3 separate regions of the Homo sapiens genome follow, and all the other regions are linked to region 3. A link is an interaction called in ENCODE POLR2A ChIA-PET data of the cell type or tissue named here. Cell type or tissue: GM12878. All regions are shown on one strand. Each heading gives the region's core, and the rest is flanking DNA. Links, peaks and the distances in the headings are about the cores only.

Region 1 (5,693 bases), core at 1,003-5,002, 1.5 Mb after region 3:
AGCCAAAACCGAACTATTACTATCAGCAGAAGCAGCAAAAACTGCTCAAAGAGCTGATCTTCAGAATCATTTGGACACAGCTCAAAATGCATTACAAGATAAACAGCAGGTAGGGAAACAGATGCAATTTCATACTATCACCTAGTGCTTTGGTAGATAAATAAATTGCAAACATGTAAAGATGATACCCAGTTTTGTATAATCTTGTGATAGACTTGCTTATCCCCCTTAATTTCTCCATGAGTTCCAGTTGAGTAGTAAAAGTGGGGGTCACATAGATGGAGATAAAAATAACAGCTTTGTTTTTGATAAATTTCTACTAGTGTGCAGGTGTGGTTGGTTTCCTGATATTGTCCTTCTCCCCTAGCCTAGACCTTGGTGTAGAGCAGTAATGTTTCCTCCTAACTTTTGAATTGTTGCCCCATCCCTTCAAGTGTTGGTGATTGGATGGGGCAGACCACCACATTTGTTTTTAGTAGGTAGACTGGACCATGACCCAAATGTACTTGCCACTTGGAAACAGGAAAAGAACACTGTATATTCTACCTCAGTTATAAGAGTTACTCCTTTCTTGGTAATAGGAGGAAGTGAGGAGCTGGAGGGAATACAGAAGCGATACTCTGGTAGAATAGAAGCATCCTACTTTAGGGTCACGGTGAATGTTGCTGGTAGATTTTTCTTAGCTTTTACTGGTAGAAATTTTTAAAATTTACTTGTTATTCAGGGAGTAATATTAGTTATTGGTCTTTTTTTTTTTTAGATGGAGTTTTTTGCTCTTGTTACCCAGGTTGGAGCGCAATGGTGTAATCTTGGCTCACTGAAACCTCCACCTGCCGGGTTCAAGCAATTCTCCTGCCTCAGCCTCCCAAGTAGCTGGGATTACAAGCATGTGCCACCGTGCCTGGCTAATTTTGTATTTTTAGTAGAGACAGGGTTTCACCATGTTGGTCAGGCTGGTCTCAAACTCCGACTTCAGGTGATTCACCCACCTTGGCCTCCCAAAGTGCTGGGATTATAGGTGTGAGCCACCGCACCTGGCTTTATTGGTCCATTTTTTAAAAAACAATACAGAAGTATATCAAGTTAAAAAACAGAACAAAACAGTTTTCTATATTTACCCTTTATGAAAAGCCCATTTGAATGGAATGTTTGCTGTTAAATTTGGTATGTGTCCTACTTTTGGTACATAGTAGATTTACTAGTAATTTTTATTTTATTTTTTTTTTTTTGTGCAACTGGATATTCCAAATGAATTGAAAAGCATCATAAATGTAAACACTGTAATATTTTTAAAAAATAGTTTTAAAAATTGGTGTCTTGAACATTGAAAATATTTAATTATAATATAAAAGTGTTATTTTATTATTAGCCTGGCTAATATTTGGCTCCTAAAATAATTCTTCCTAGATAAACATTGAAAAGTTATTAAACTGTTATACATATAAACTTAGGATCTCAGACTATGCAAGAATTTAGTTCATGTCGTTTATATTGGTAGGTAAGTATAGCCTCTGATATATCATTAGATTTATCTGAGCTCTTACTCCAAATATTTTTTTAAATAAAATTAGAGTTTTCAATTTTACGTTGAACATTTGGCCACTACAATATAGTAAACCTTACCAAAGTTTTCTTCAATTGTACTTTTCTAAAGGAGTTAAATAAGATTACTACTCAGTTGGATCAGGTCACTGCAAAGTTACAAGACAAGCAAGAACATTGCAGTCAGCTGGAAAGTCATCTTAAAGAATATAAAGAGAAATACCTCTCTTTAGAACAGAAAACCGAAGAGCTAGAAGGTCAAATTAAGGTTTGTATAAAAGAAGTTGAATTTAGTCATATTTTCTACTTCAGTAGCAATGGAATCTCATGACCTACATGGAATCAAAGATTTTTAGTTAACAAAGAAAGGTGAAGTTGTGGTATAAAATTTTTAAAAAATTGCTTGTAATTTTTCATGTCTTAAGTTTGAATTCTATCTTTATTTTTAATGTCTCCCTTAATGAGCATCTTTTATAAATGACAGTCAACTTACATACTGATTCCATTGTAATGTGTTACTTTTTCCAAAGACAGATAACCAGGTATCTACTCTACCATTACAAGGAACTTCTCAATTTTTTGTTGTGAAGTCTCTTCTGTTCCTTCATTCTTCCATCTCTTACCAACTTACTCCAATATCACATTTCAGATATGGTAGACTTTTCCTTTTTAGAACTTTATACCCTTTGGATTTTGCTTCTAATTTAAAAACACATTGAGACTATGATAAACTGTATCTTACTTTAACACAACTCCATATGAATGTGTTGATTTACTGAAGAGATAAGATGATTAGACATCTCAGAAGGATTTGACCTGAGTTTTTGTGTCCTTCAAATTAGAACCGCTTGCTGCTTAACTGCCTTTGGCTAAAAATAAAAAAAAAAAAAATTTTTAAAAATTGAGCTACTATCAGTTAAACAAAAACTTCTCAAGTTACTATATATGTAACTTATACTTCCTCAACCCGGTGAAGCGTGTGTGTATAAGTTTAGAGTCATGAAATGAATATATGTACATACATACCAATATAGTATGGGGGAATAATTACATTTACAATTCTGTTTATAGGTTCCTTTTTCTTTATGACAAACGATAATAGCAAAGGCAAGGTACTTTAGGCATGGTTAAAAATAACAGAAGTATTATTTTACTGAAAAGTGTCTAATGAGAATTCTTTTTGGGTACCTATTAAAAATAGTGGTTATTTAGAACTGAGTTTTTATTGTGATTATCAGCTCTAACACTTTGTAATTATCATTTTAGGGAGTATCATATTTTTTATATAGACATGTATAATTAATTTAGCTACATCAAATATCTTTTATTTAATGAATATTTTCAGTGTAGGTCAATGGTAAGGGCTACAGATACCAATCAGTTTATAAAATATTTAGTGTGCAAAATCACTACCACTGCAAGGAAATGCATTGTGTAAAGCTTTTCAAACTTATATTCAACAGTTTGATTTTGTAAGTTTGTAAAAATACACACATAATTACATGTATACATGTGAGATGCAAACTATATTCTGAAGAACAACAATGTCATCTAGTCCAAGAGATTAAAGAAGCAAAATCAGGAACTTAATTGGCTTTATATTTAGGATCAATAGGTGTTAATGAGAAGGAGTACGTGAGAACTTCATTTTAGTTTTAAATATCTTATAATTACATCAGTGTTTTTAACTGTGACTATAAAAGATAATATGTTTTAAGTGAGTAGATCAGTGAACCTGTTAACTTATTTTTTCATACTTGAGTTAATAACTTTTACTGAGATAATAACTATTTATGTTTCTATGTTTCTTTTAAGTTGATTGTTTCATTCAGAATTAATTTTTTTTTTTTTTGAGATGGAGTCTCATTCTGTTGCCCAGGCTGGAGTGTAGTGGTGCGATCTCAGCTCGCTGCAACCTCTGCCTCCCAGGTTCAAGCCGTTCTCCTGCCTCGGCGTCTTGAGTAGCTGGGACTTCAGGCACCGGCCACCACGCCTGGCTAATTTTTTTTTTTTTTTTTTTTTTAGTAGAGATAAGGTTTCACCATGTTGGCCAGGCTGGTCTCGAACTTCTGACCTCAAGTGATCTGCCTGCCTCTGCCTCCCAAGGTGCTGGGATTACAGGTGTGAGCCACCGCGCCCAGCCCAGAATTAATTTTAAACACCAACACTTAGTGGCAGTCTATCATGTATAAAGCTTTCTGCTGGGTCTTCTGAAAGATTTTAAAATAAATAACACCCTTAGTAATGGTTTCAGAATATGTTTTTTATTATAATAAATTTTTTTTTGTATGTCACACCTGTTTGAATATAAACAAAAATGTTATAGTATTTAATAATAGATTGATAATTACTAATATTAAAATGGCTGCCATATCATATTTCTTTCATAGAAACTAGAAGCTGATAGTCTTGAAGTTAAAGCAAGCAAGGAGCAGGCTTTGCAAGATCTACAACAGCAAAGACAGCTGAACACAGATTTAGAGCTCAGAGCCACAGAATTGAGTAAACAACTTGAAATGGAGAAGGAAATGTAAGCTAAACCACTTTACTTACAAATTAAGGGAAAAGATTGTGAACTAAGTATTAAAATTTCCTTCAGATTTAAATTTTGCTATCGTAGTGCTTAAAGACTTATTAGATATTTATTTTGTGTTGATTTTATAAACTGATGTTAATGTGAATGAAAAAATAAAGCCATCATAATAGGGTTAAACTTCTCTAGAAAGGACTGAAAACTTAGTTTTATAAAATTTGGGTCATCCAGTTTCTTTTCAACAATGATATGGTGCTCATTTCTCTGGCATAAACCTTGTTTTATGTTGTTCACAAATTTGAATAAATTACTGTAAAATTAAAAAATTCGGGGATATTTATGTGTTACCCAAAAGTAGTTAGCCTTCTAGCTATACCAAATAGGGAATGGATTCTTTCTTATAAGAAGTGATCTTCTCAGCCTGGGTAGCATAGCAAGATTGCTTGAGCTTGGGAGGTCGAGGCTGTCACACCACTGCACTCCAGCCTGGGCGACAAAGTGATACTCTATCTCAAAAAGAAAAAAAAAAAAAAAATAACCTCAGCTTTGTGATGCATTTTGGCAGATTGTCTATGTTTATGAAGACAAAGGAAACACAAAAACCAGTGTGCCTTCTTGTTTTTCTTATTGATGCGAAATTCACACATAGTTAAATGCACAGATTTTACATATGTACTTTGAGTTTTAATCAGTGTATATTCTGTGTATCTGTGGATCTAGCCACAGCACCATATAGGACATTGTCATCACTCCAGGAGTTTTCTCACTTGCCCTTCTAGTCAATACCTTCCTTATCCTTTTCCTGTAGACAACCACAGTCTATGTGTCTATATGGTATCCTGACACCAGTATCATGGTATTGGTACCTAATATCATAGTATCTAATATCATAATTATGATATTGAAAGTCATAAATGTAGCTAAGTTGGTGTGGCATAACACACAAAAGAAACCAGAAGATATTTTTAATATACCATAAAATGGTATATTTTTAATGTAGCTTTATGATATTAGATATTAATCCTTCACCTTTATTATTTTTCAAGATTGTCTTGACTCTTGTAAGTTCATTGCTTTTCCATACACATTTTTGTATTAACTTGTACATGTCTACAAATAAAACTGTTGTATTTTGATTAGAATTCCCTTGAAACTATAAATCAATTTGGGGAGAAATGACATCTTAACAACATTGAGTCTTCTAATACACAAACATATGTCTCTTTATCTACTTGGGCCTTCTTTAATTTCTCTGAGCAGTATTTTATGGTTTTTAACATAGACATCTTGTACATCTTTTGTTAAATTTATTCCTGAATATTTTTTTAATGCTATTGTAAATGTAATTGTTTTTTAAATTTAATTTTCCACTTATGACTAGTATAAAAATAGAATTTTTAAATATATATTGACTTTTCTGCCTATAACCTTGCTCAATTTACTTTTTAGTTTTAGTTGTTGTTTGTAGAGTTCTTGATGTTTTCTAACTAGACATTCATGTTATCTGTGAATAGAGACAAATTTACTTCTTCCTTTCCAACCTATAGGCCTTTTATATCTTTTTTCTTGCTGGCTGGGACATCCAGTAACATTGTGAATGTAAACAGTATTGGCAAAT
Region 2 (5,693 bases), core at 1,132-5,131, 60 kb before region 3:
CATTATGTAGTTTGGTAAATGGCTGTAGAGGCCAAGGAATCTATAGCATTTATTAGATTTCCCAGAGCATCTTTCTTCTGCCCAGCACTGGACATACAGAAGGTTTGGAAACCTTTTAAAAACAATGTGAGGAGTGATCCTTCCCACATTTACACTGAACAATTTTGATTGCTCGGAGAGTAGAACTTCTGGAAGGTTGCTGATCTCAGGGTATGTGGGAAGAGGAGGATGGATTTTTTTTTTTAGCTGCTTTCCCAGCTGACTTGCTTTTAAAATCAGTTTTTTTTCCTAGGAGGTGAGGAGAAGGCTAGAGTGGTAGGAGACTCACTCTAATCACTGGATTCCCTTTTCTCATCTCACTGCTAATCCCCCTGATAACCCTTCTCTCCATTCCCAATACCTCTCCTGGCCTGCATATTTTGGAAAGAAGAGGGAGGGGACTCAGTGACTGAGGAATATAGTTCTTGATAGTCTCTGATTATAATAAGAAATGCTCCTGGGTGCTGCTATTTGTTATTTCCTTTAGGGGTCATCTCCAAGGACACACCAGCTTGAGGGAGCATTTGCAAAGGGAGATGCTTAGTATCTTCTGCTTCTCTCATACCTTACCGCATTTATTTAGTGGGCTTTAATTTATCTTCTTTCTTCTCTTTTAAGCAAATCAGTAGTTTGCAGATCCAAGTGACTTCACTTGCACAGTCAGAGAATGACTTGCTGAATTCAAACCAAATGCTGAAGGAAATGGTGGAGAGATTAAAACAAGAATGCCGAAATTTTAGAAGCCAAGCTGAAAAAGCGCAACTAGAAGCTGAAAAGTAGAGTTTGCTCTTTATGTACAAACTATTTTTTCTTTTTTCTATATAACATGTACTTATTTTAGTAATGATTCCAATGTTGATTATATTTTAGAAACTAGTTACAAATACACTTTAATAGTGTACAATGGTCTACTGAGGTAATAATGTACTTTATGTTTTTATAGAATGAACTATACTGACTCTTGAATTGTTTTTAAAAAAATTAAGACATTAAAATTCTGACAGTATAGTATTCTGAAAAACCTCAAAGAAAACTTTTTTTATTCATTGATTAAACCAAAACATTTCTTCAAAAATCTATTCTTCTGAATGCCAGAGAACAGAATGGGTTTTTTGTTTTGTTTTTGATGTGCAAAACTTAATTCCTTGAATTAGAACTATCTTGGATTTTCTTTGAAAAGCTAATTTATTTGTTTTTTTTTTTTTTTTTTTTGGTCTTAAAATTTGTTACTAGTAGACAGTATGGAGTAAAACTGGTAGGGATAAAATGATTGTGGTGATGTTCAAGATCTTATATCCTCTGGAAAAATTTGTTTAGATGTGGTAGAACACTGTACTATTTTGTATTTGCTTTGTCTTTATAACATGTTGGCCTTGTAAGTAAGTTTTTATTTTAATCTACAAAACATTATTCTTTTCAAATTTCTTCTTCTGAAGGCCACCATGCCACATAAAACTGTATTTCTTCAGTTTTTCTATTATTACATATTCAAAGGTTTGTCCATGCTTTTTTATATGGGGTTGAATTTCAAGAAAAGGAAGTAAGCAAGATAAATGTCCATAGCATGTGACATTTCAGTTGATCCAACTTATTTTTCTTTTATTTTGTAAAAAACAGAAACATGTGCTTGGATTTCTCAAGTGTTTGATTGAAATGAGCTTAATAATTCTAATGACAGTATAGCTAGCAAATTTAAGTAATTAATCATTGGTTTCTAAATAATATTCATAGAATTTCATAGAAGAAAATAGCTGAACTAAGGGTCAATGGAATGTGATTTTAGTTCCAGCTAAGATACTTAAAATCTTGTATGACCTTAGGCAAGTAATCTAACTTCTCAGGGTTTGTTATTTTCATTAGTACTGCCTATAGTAAGAATACTAAAAAAATCATATAAAGTATGCAGAATAGCTTTAAAAATATAAGTTGTTATGATGTTATTTTAAGATATCATTTATATGCATTTTACTCTAGTCAGAAGACATACTGCATTAAGATTTGATACCAGGCTTGATTTTCTTAAACCAAATTTATGAGGACAGATATTTGTAGTTTGATGGTTATTATACTTCACATCTGGTTATCAAGTGTTTGTCTTGCCATTAACTAGATGTGAGCCCTTAAGTTCGTTAACTGCTCTAATCCTCAGTTTCCTCATTTATAAAATGGACAGAAGTATAAAGGTGACAGAAATACCTAACTCAGGATTTTTGTAAAGAACACATAGTTTTCTAAGTCCAGTGCCTTATTCATAGGAAGTGCTCAGTAATGGTGGGATTTCCAAACAAGTGGCCATACAGGAGGGCCTGCAGTTGGATAATTAAGAATGTGGTCAGACAGGTAGTGAGTTTGCTTATACTTGTGATAATATCTATTTAATCCTAAGAACTTATTTAACTTCCATGTTTTACATACATTCTTCTGACAGGACATTGGAAGAGAAACAGATACAGTGGTTGGAAGAAAAGCATAAGCTTCATGAGCGTATCACAGACAGAGAAGAAAAGTACAATCAAGCTAAGGAGAAACTGCAGCGAGCTGCAATTGCCCAGAAAAAGGCAAGTGGTTCTTATTAAAGTGATCTCTGGCCAGGCATGGTGGCTCACACCTGTAATCCCAGCACTTTGGGAGGCGGAGGCAGGTGGATCACGAGGTCAGGAGATCATTGAGACCATCCTGGCTAACACAGTGAAACCCCATCTCTACTGAAAAAATACAAAAAAATTAGCCAGGCATAGTGGCGGGCGCCTGTAGCCCCAGCTACTCGGGAGGCTGAGACAGGAGAATGGCATGAACCCGGGAGGCAGAGCTTATAGTGAGCCGAGATCGTGCCACTGCACTCCAGCCTGGGTGACAGAGCAAGACTCTGTCGCAAAAAAAAAAAAAAAAAAAAAAAAAAAGGAAAAAAGGTGATTTCTATGGAGTAAAATATAATTAAATCTTTTTTTTTTTTTTTTTTTTTTTTTTTCTGAGAGTCTGACTCCCATCACCCAGGTTGGATTGCAGTGGTGCAATCTTGGCTCACTGCAACCTCCATCCCCTGGGTTCAAGCGATTCTCATACCTCAGCCTTTCGAGTAGCTGGAATTATAGGCACATGCCACCACACCCGACTAATTTTTGTATTTTTAGTAGAGACAGGGTTTCCCATGTTTGCCAGACTGGTCTCAAACTCCTGACCTCAAGTGATCCTCCCACCTCAGCCTCCCAAAGTGCTGGGATTAAGAGGTGTGAGCTACCGCGTCCATCCTAATAAACTCTTATAGGAGAATAAAGTATATAGTTGAATCTGAGATTTTAGTGATATGTTTAATTTGATATATAAGCATGACATTTTGCTGTCAACCTTGCAGAAATAAATTGGGAAAATCCAAACTGTCCAGCAGGTTTGTTTCTAAATTTTGTATGTAAGTCAGTTGTTTTGAGCTGACATGCATTTTTCCATACAGAAGGTGTTTTTCAGAGTGATAGTTTCCAGGCCATCCCATGGAAGTCATATTTAACACATTCTCCAGTTAAATTATAGTGTGATTAAGCTTGTTTCATTTATACCTAATATCTGTTTTATTGCTTTTGTGGTTAAAAGGCTTTTTTGTTTCCAATTCAGAAATACAAGAGCAAGTATTTCTTTGCTCCAGCAGGAGGAAATGGGACTCCCTTGGTTTCTGAAACTGCCACAGGAGTTCCCACAGCATTGTGATCCTTTTTAAGTTTTACCTTTGCAGGCATACTTTTCTCCAGAACCTAACTTTGTTTTCTTGGAAACAATCCAGGGCATCATGGAAATAATGTATCTAGATGGATCTTCTAAATCAGTGACTTACAACTTTTTTCTATTTCAGCAAACCCAAGAATAATATAACAGGTCCCATTAGTAACCATGACTTATGGTGGTGATTAAGGGAGGGGAAGGACATGGTAATCTTTTCAACAGGATTAGAGGAAGAGGAGGGACATGATAAAGTGTGTGTGTGTGTGTGTGCGTGTTATATGTAAAGTCCCACAAATGATTTGAGTTGTCTTCATTTGATAAATTCCCCTAATAGTAGCATTTGTTGTGGAGAGGAGAGAAGATCTGAGGTGAGAGGAAAATGCTTCTAGGTGCAGGAACCATTATCTTAATATCTGTTTATTGGAAAGGTTAACTGTTTATATTTGGATAAGAGAAAATAACTGTAGATCGTTCAGTTATTCTGAATTTGAAAACCACACAGCAGTTCCTAGACCCCTTTTTATGTAATTGGATATCACTGCCAAATGTTGCTGATGGTTGGAGTGACAACATGAGTAGTCTAAAAGTCATTCCTTCTCTACTTTCTTGGTCTCTGAATATTACTTTTATCTTCTCATAATGCTAGAAGTAGTATTATTGGAAAAACAGCATTTATTATATAGGGATCCCAGTGTTTTATACCCAAATATGCACACTTGTTTGTTTTTCTGTATATGTCACTTTTCTTCCTTTCTGTCGATGTAGGTACTGAAAAGTGTATGAATATTAATGGGATTTCAGAGGATTGTTTTATGACCTATGAACTCAGAAATCCTACTGATTTTTGTTTGCACTGTGTTTGAAGCCTAGAAACATCTGAAGCCGTGTTACAGCAAGAAATTTTAAGAGCTAAATTTTGAGGCTTTAGGAATAAGTATCTTACAGATCAAATTCTAATTATTAAGGTTAGTTTGGGTTGAATTCTTTTGAAGCAAAAGTGACACCCAGTGGTGAGATTATCAGCTAATCATAAGTATACCAGAAGGAGTGGAGGAGGTTATATTTTTAAAAATCTACAAAATATAGCCAGACCCCATCTCTATAAAACATGAAAAAACTGTGCATGGTGGCACATGCTTGTAGTCCCAGCTACTTGGAAGGCTGAGGTGGGAGGATTGCTTGAGCCCAGGAGTTCAAGATTGCAAAGAGCTGTGATGGCACCACTGCCCTCCAGCCTGGATGACACAGCAAGACCCTATCTCAAAAAAAAATAATAATTAAACAAAAAAACCCCAAAACACTACAAAGTAACATTTCATTAGTATTGTGACAGGATGAATTTTTTTTTCTACTGAAATGTCTACCAGATGATGAGTGTGAAGATAGTAGATAGTCATTTTACTTTTTAAAATGTGATCTATGGATTGTGATTTAAGTCATAGTGAAATTGTTAAGGTCAATTCAGTGAATGATTATGACCTAGAATTGTCCTACTATGTGGGACACTGCCCTAGGAGCTTACAAGTTTACATCAATTAAAATAGAAAAACATCATGTGTAACTTAGAAATACAATTAAAAAGTATATAAGTATGTATAATTTTAGGACTGGAAGGGATCTTAGCATTCAAATAGCTTTTACAAGTTAGCAACCTAAAGTAGGAGGTACCCAAGATTACTTAACTAGTAAGAATCAAAAGTTGACTAAAATCTACATGTTTCTGTTCTCAGTCTGGTGCTCTTTCCACTGCGCTGTTAGGCTTTAATTTCCTACTTTCCTTGATTCCAAATACTTTACAACTTTTCGCTTAATATAGCTATGGTCCATATGAGTCGTTTCTTATGTCAGAATAATCACTGTAAATTAATTTAACTCATACCCTTTTCCCATTCAAGTTAAAGATAATGCTTCTATTTGACCATTTTGGCTATCAGATTACATAA
Region 3 (5,693 bases), core at 840-4,839:
CTCGACCTCCCAGGCTCAGGCAATCCTCCCACCTCAGCCTCCCACATAGCAGAGACTACAGGTGCACACTGCCATGCTTGGCTAAATTTTTTTTTTTTTTTTTTTTTTTTTTTTTTTTAGAGACAGGGTCTTGCTGTGTTGCCCAGGCTAGTCTTGAACTCCTGAGCTCAAGTGATCCTCCCACCTTGGCTTCCCAAAGTGCTGGGATTACAGGTGTGAGCCACCACACCCTGTTGGAAGTCTTCTATCCAAACAAAAGGGGGAGTAGCGCTTGGAGCGGTGGCAGCCATCTTGTGACTAGGATGGCAGGGCCAGGAGGTACTGGGAGATGGTGACGCAGAGCTCTGACACCACGGAATGTAGGGACCGGCTTGGAGCTCCTTCCCTCCAGACTTTCTGCTCTAAGAGGCAAGTCATGCTCTTACTATTTCAGGCATCCTTAGTTCAATTTTCTCTTACTTATAGCTGCATGTGCCAAACTGCCAGAGCTCATTTTGTGGATGCTGAGGTAGATTCGTCTATTGATGACCATTTACTTTGCACCTATTGTGTGCAGGGCACTGTAGGTGATACAAATCAGAACCTGTACTCATCCTGCTTGGGAAGTACTAGCAGACTAGTAGAAGAACTGTGGGGCATATACAACACATTCTAATGCCAGGTAGAATGTGGGAGGTACAGACGGAGCATTTTAGGGATTTAGAGAGGTACCTCTTTTAGGTCGGCAGGGGGTTTTCAAACAGAGAAATCAAGGAAGGCTGCATGGAGGAGGCAGCATTTGAATTGGGTCGCAAAGAGCTGTAGTTCATGAGGGAGGCCCCTAGACCATGGAGACACTTGGCTTCCAGTCTCTAATTAGACTGGTGAGCAGGAAGCTTCAATCACTCACTCAGGCTATCAGGTCAGGAAGTCTACAGAAAAAAATCCCACCTTCTTTGGGTGGAAGTATGGGTGGAGGACTTGTAGCCCAGGCCTGCCTCCCAAAACCACCTCCTGCCACCTGAAAGAGAGTCCCTGTACTATTCATAGGAAAAAAATATGGTAAAGAAAAGAATATGGTTCTAGATTTGTAATAATAAGGACCAGCATTTATTGAGTGCTTATCACGTACTGGGAATGCAATTATAGGTTCATTCAATCCTCACAACTGCTCTATGAAGTAGGTGCCATTATTAGCCTCATTTAATGGATGAGGAAACCGAGACCAGAGAGATTTAGAAGCATGTCCAAAATCATGGAGCCGGTGGGAGTCATAACTAGGACGTGTCCTGACTCTGGGCTGCGAAGCGAAGAGGCCAGCCAAGGTGATGAGCCTCCCAAGGGCAGTTCCCCTCTGCTTGAAGGCCTCAATGAATGCCCTCCCAGGAGACAGGCTGGACATAGGCGATCTGGTAGAGGAGGCTTGACCTCCTCACCCCAGCTTGATATTGAACCCCACAGAACCCACTGAATCTGGAGCACCCTGTGCCTCCGGTGCCACCCAAGGACATTTTTACAGAGCTTCTGTTCACCCAGAATAAAGGTGACATTTCCCAGCCTCTGCTGCTGCCAGGTGTGGCCAGTATGCTCCAGATTCAGTGGGCTCAAATGATCCTCCCACCTTGGCCTCCAAAGTGCTGGGATTACAGGTGTGAGCCACCATGCCCAGTGGGAAGTCTTCGATCCGAACAAAAGGGAGAGTAGTGCTTGGAGCGGTGGCAGCCATCTTGTGACTAGGATGGCAGGGCCAGGAGGCACTGGGAGATGGTGACCCAGAGCTGGCCTCTTGGCTTCGCAGCTCAGAGTCAGGACATGTTCTGGTTATGACTAAGTCCTGGCCGATGACATTAAGTGGATATGTTATGTGGCACTTCCTTAAAAGATGGCTGGTGACCATCTGCCCTCCTTTCTACAGCCCTGCTTACATCCTGCTGGCTGGGATGGGGAATGAGGCTGGGGTGAGCAGACACTTAGAATATGAGGACAAGAGAGGAGCAGCTGCTCTACCAGCCCTGCACTGCCCACCCAGAATGCCACCAGGGAGAGAACTCAGCTTCTCTGTTGCTGAAGCCACAGACATCTTGGGTCTCTGTTCTGTACAACTGAACTGCATCCTGATTGATTTGGGAATGATGCCTATTACCAAGGAGGGTTATGAGAAAGAAAAGACTATTGGAAAATGTATGGTCCAGAAGGCCCGGGAAGAGGGCCAGGCTGGAAAGGCCTGGCCCCTTTGTAGCATGTCAGCCATCAGCCTCTCACAGGTTATCACGGTCGTCTCCTGTTCACATCTGCCCAATGGGATACTGTCTGCCACAGGTTGTAAACACCCCATCACAGCGGTCATATGTAACATTTTTAACAAGAACATAAGCACACAGGCACCCAAGAAATGCTTTTCATGATGATGGAATCAGCTAATCAACTCCCCCACATCCCACATCATCAATAAATAACCAACCAAAAAGAATACTGACGGGACACTTTCTGCTTAGTGAAGCTTACAGGAGACAAGAGAAAAGCACACCTCAGACAAGGAAAACTGAATCAAAAAAGAATGAGCACCTACTTCACACCAGGAAAGATGGCTAGACGTGGTACATGTATTATTTTCTGACCTCACCACAAATATGCGAGGGCAGGTTTTGGTCATTGCCTGTTTACAGAAGAGGAAACAGGTTTTGAGAGGTTGAGAGACTTGCCCAGAGTAAAGTGGCTGAGCCCAGATTCAAACCCAAGACTATCAGACTCCAAACCCCACCTCTTCTGCACACGGCCTGGGAACATGTAACTGCATTCCCCTTTCACTACCGGTTTTACCCATCGTCCCGTCACATGATTTGGTGGTTTTGGGTATTGAGGAGGCAGAGAGGATAAGGCTGCAGGGGGCTGGCAGGATGAATCAAGGGCAGGGGAACAGGTCTTTTCCCACATGGGAAGATGATCTGGCTACCTCACTGTCTCCTCAACCATATTCTTGGCTAATAAAAGCAGGAACGTTGCTGCCTCCTTTCTGTGATACCTTATAATGCCTAGAAAGTAACTGTAAGATAATTTATTACAAACTGGCAACTTTATCATAAAAGGCCTTGGAGCAATAATTGCTTTCATTAAATAAAACCTATAAAATATATTTCTAATTTTATTTCAGGGCCGAATGAAAGTCAAGAGAAAAGCCTAGTTCTTATACCAACCTGAATTAAAGAGAGAAGAAACAAGAAAGAAAATTCAGTTTCAGAAGTTCCGTAGAAGCAGCATGAGGCCAGTTAGAAGTGCAAGTCTGAGGGAAACTTCTGATCTAAGCTTCTTTCCAAGCCAGAGTCAGCAGCCCTGGGACATTCTGCCTGACGTTCCCCTTTGAGCTGCGCTTGCCCATCCAGCCTCCCCTCTTCACTCTGCTCCCCTTTTCCTTTCCCCACAAAGATCCATAAATCACAGCTTCCTGGATCAAGGGATCTGCTACTCTAACAGAAGAGTAAGGGGTGGAGGACAGGGTAACGAGAGCCTTTTTCCATTTAAAAAAAAAAAAAAGTAATGGAGATAATTTTCTCAAATTTAGGTTTCTCTCACCAATTTTTCTATACTTGCTAGCATTTGCTAACGTTTTGTCCATCCTAGAATCAAGTATGAAGAGCTGTCTGATTTAGCCCAAGATAACTGATTTTAGTATTCACAGTATTTGCGGGTGCAGGGTTGGGGGTGGGGGTGGGTGTTGTGTGTTGGCAAAGAGCCCCATGAGTTTCAGACTTGTAAATAGTGGCAAGGCATTTCCATTGCTGTGTCCCAGAAGGGGAGGAAAGAGGCCAACCTGTTTGTGGGTTTGTGGGAGGGAGGATTCTGGTTCCTATTCTCTACTATGTCAAGCTCTAGATTAAAGGCCAACAAACTTTCTGCAAAGGGCCAGAAAGTATTTAAGACTTAAAACTCATATGATCTCTGTGACAACTACTCCACTCTGCACTGTAGCAGGAAAGCAGCTATAGACAATAAGGAAATGAACAGGTGTTCCAATAGAACTTTATAAAAATAGGCAGAGGGGCCACATTTGGCCCACAGGCTGTTGTTTGCTGGTCCCTGCTCTAGATAACAGTACCTTCAAATGGAATGCTAACTTTGACAATAGCAACAAGACAAATCTGGAAAATGCTTTCTATCTCCGCCATGACTTGTGATAAAATTTACCATTCTCTGAGGGGTACAAATATAAATAATGATCCTAACAATAACATAATAGAGTCACATTTGAGCTATAAAGAAAAAAAGTAAATACTTTTATATTTAGATAACTAAATTATTTTCTAATTCCAAGATTACAGGCATGAGAAGAAAGTGTATGAAGAGGAAAGTCATTTAAAGCACCCATTACATGTTAATTTTTCATTTTCCATGACTTGCCATCAACGAGGGAATGACTTACCTAAAATGATTGTAAAAAGTGGTTTCACTCTTTGATCAGGAAGCTCAGAACACTAACTATGAAGTTAGTAATGGTTTCAGTACTATTGCAAGTCATAATGGAAATGATTTGCACTATGGTAGAGAGAAAAATAAAAAGCTCAAGAATTGTTAATTAACTTCACTGTTTCTCCACAAATGGTAGGAGTATTAAAAACAAGATTGCTGAAGTGCAAACATCAGGATTTAATGAACAATGGAATGTAATTGAAGTAACAGAGAATGACTTAATCGGGACAGTGGGTTGTTTAATTACGGGGCTAATGGATCTTCTGCAAGGACAAACTAAATGGAACAGAAGCAGCCAGCACTGGTAGGCAGAGCACTGTTAAAGGAAGTATACTAGTAAGAAACTCCTGGTGGAGACACCTAGGGCTCTGTTGTATATGAGATATTTTATTAAACGTAATTGTCCCAAAATGGTAACTGCTAGAGAAAGAGACAGACTGGGGTAGGCTGGCATAAACCTTCAATAAATCAAATTGGAGGCATTAATATTTCTGCAGGCATGTACTTGTGCTTTTTCAAGAATTTCTAATAATCTTGAAAACTTTCTTATAGATAGGAGAATGAAGGCAATAATATTTTTGTCGGAACAGTTTTCCAGGGTGCCAAGATGCTCTCTCTCAGATACAGCAGATTGGCAAGCTCGTTTTCTAAGAGTTCAAAAAACCATTTCACACTTAACTTTGATTACAAGTCAACCTTCTCTTGCTAATTCAGCACGCTTGCTACGAGTTATTGGTTTTTCTCATCTCTTCCTGAAAGTGAAGCAAATGTCCCTTCTCCCATGTGAAATCCTCAAACTTTCACTAACTCCTCCAAAGTTCCACTCTTGACAAAACGTAAGCTGAGTGAGTCTGAGATACTCCATCAACAAAATCAAACATGTTCAAAATTTTGCAAAGGGGAAAAAAACCCAGCAGAGCAATAGGTCTTATTATCGGCCGGATGCAGTTGCTCACACCTGTAATCCCAGCACTTCGGGAGGACAAGGCAGGTGGATCACTTGAGGCCAGGAGTTCAAGACCAGGCTAGCCAACACGGCGAAAACCCGTTTCTACTAAAAATACAAGCATTAGCCTGGCATGATGGCAGGTGCCTATAATCCCAGGTATTTGGGAGGCTGAGGCAGGAGAATCGCTTGAACCCCAGAGGCGGAGGTTGCAGTGAGCCAAGACTGCGCCACTGCACTCCAGCCTGCACTAGAGTGGTATTCCTTAAATTAAAAAAAAAAAAAAAAAAAAAAAAGGTCTTAT

Evidence for each region. ChIA-PET counts read pairs that join two places held together with the same protein. Peaks named below come from ENCODE experiments on the same cell type or tissue, not always from the same donor. Only the 100,000 strongest peaks of a DNase experiment are listed, where the experiment ranks them.
Region 1: POLR2A ChIA-PET joins it to region 3 with 6 read pairs; 1 of 35 experiments calls an interaction of 5 or more read pairs at or near these places.
Region 2: POLR2A ChIA-PET joins it to region 3 with 6 read pairs; 5 of 35 experiments call an interaction of 5 or more read pairs at or near these places.

The regions. Positions count from the first base shown.
Region 1 is chr12:92,807,396-92,813,088 of GRCh38, reverse strand. EEA1 (early endosome antigen 1) reads left to right here. Exons shown (of 29, transcript NM_003566.4): 16 at 1-109; 17 at 1,655-1,810; 18 at 3,933-4,072. Among named protein-coding and RNA genes, the nearest start is that of PLEKHG7, 110 kb to the right of the region's middle. In GM12878, for the core only: no CTCF peak of the experiment used is centred there; a DNase peak (open chromatin) is centred at 2,527; H3K27ac peaks cover 1,158 bases.
Region 2 is chr12:94,328,604-94,334,296 of GRCh38, reverse strand. It overlaps CEP83 (centrosomal protein 83), which reads left to right. Exons shown (of 17, transcript NM_016122.3): 13 at 658-815; 14 at 2,468-2,597. Among named protein-coding and RNA genes, the nearest start is that of CEP83, 130 kb to the left of the region's middle. In GM12878, for the core only: a CTCF peak has its summit at 4,745 (motif pointing left); no DNase peak of the experiment used is centred there.
Region 3 is chr12:94,268,581-94,274,273 of GRCh38, reverse strand. All of the region lies in intron 21 of PLXNC1 (plexin C1), which reads right to left. It also overlaps a transcript of CEP83 not described here. Among named protein-coding and RNA genes, the nearest start is that of PLXNC1-AS1, 95 kb to the right of the region's middle. In GM12878, for the core only: no CTCF peak of the experiment used is centred there; a DNase peak (open chromatin) is centred at 2,691; H3K27ac peaks cover 760 bases.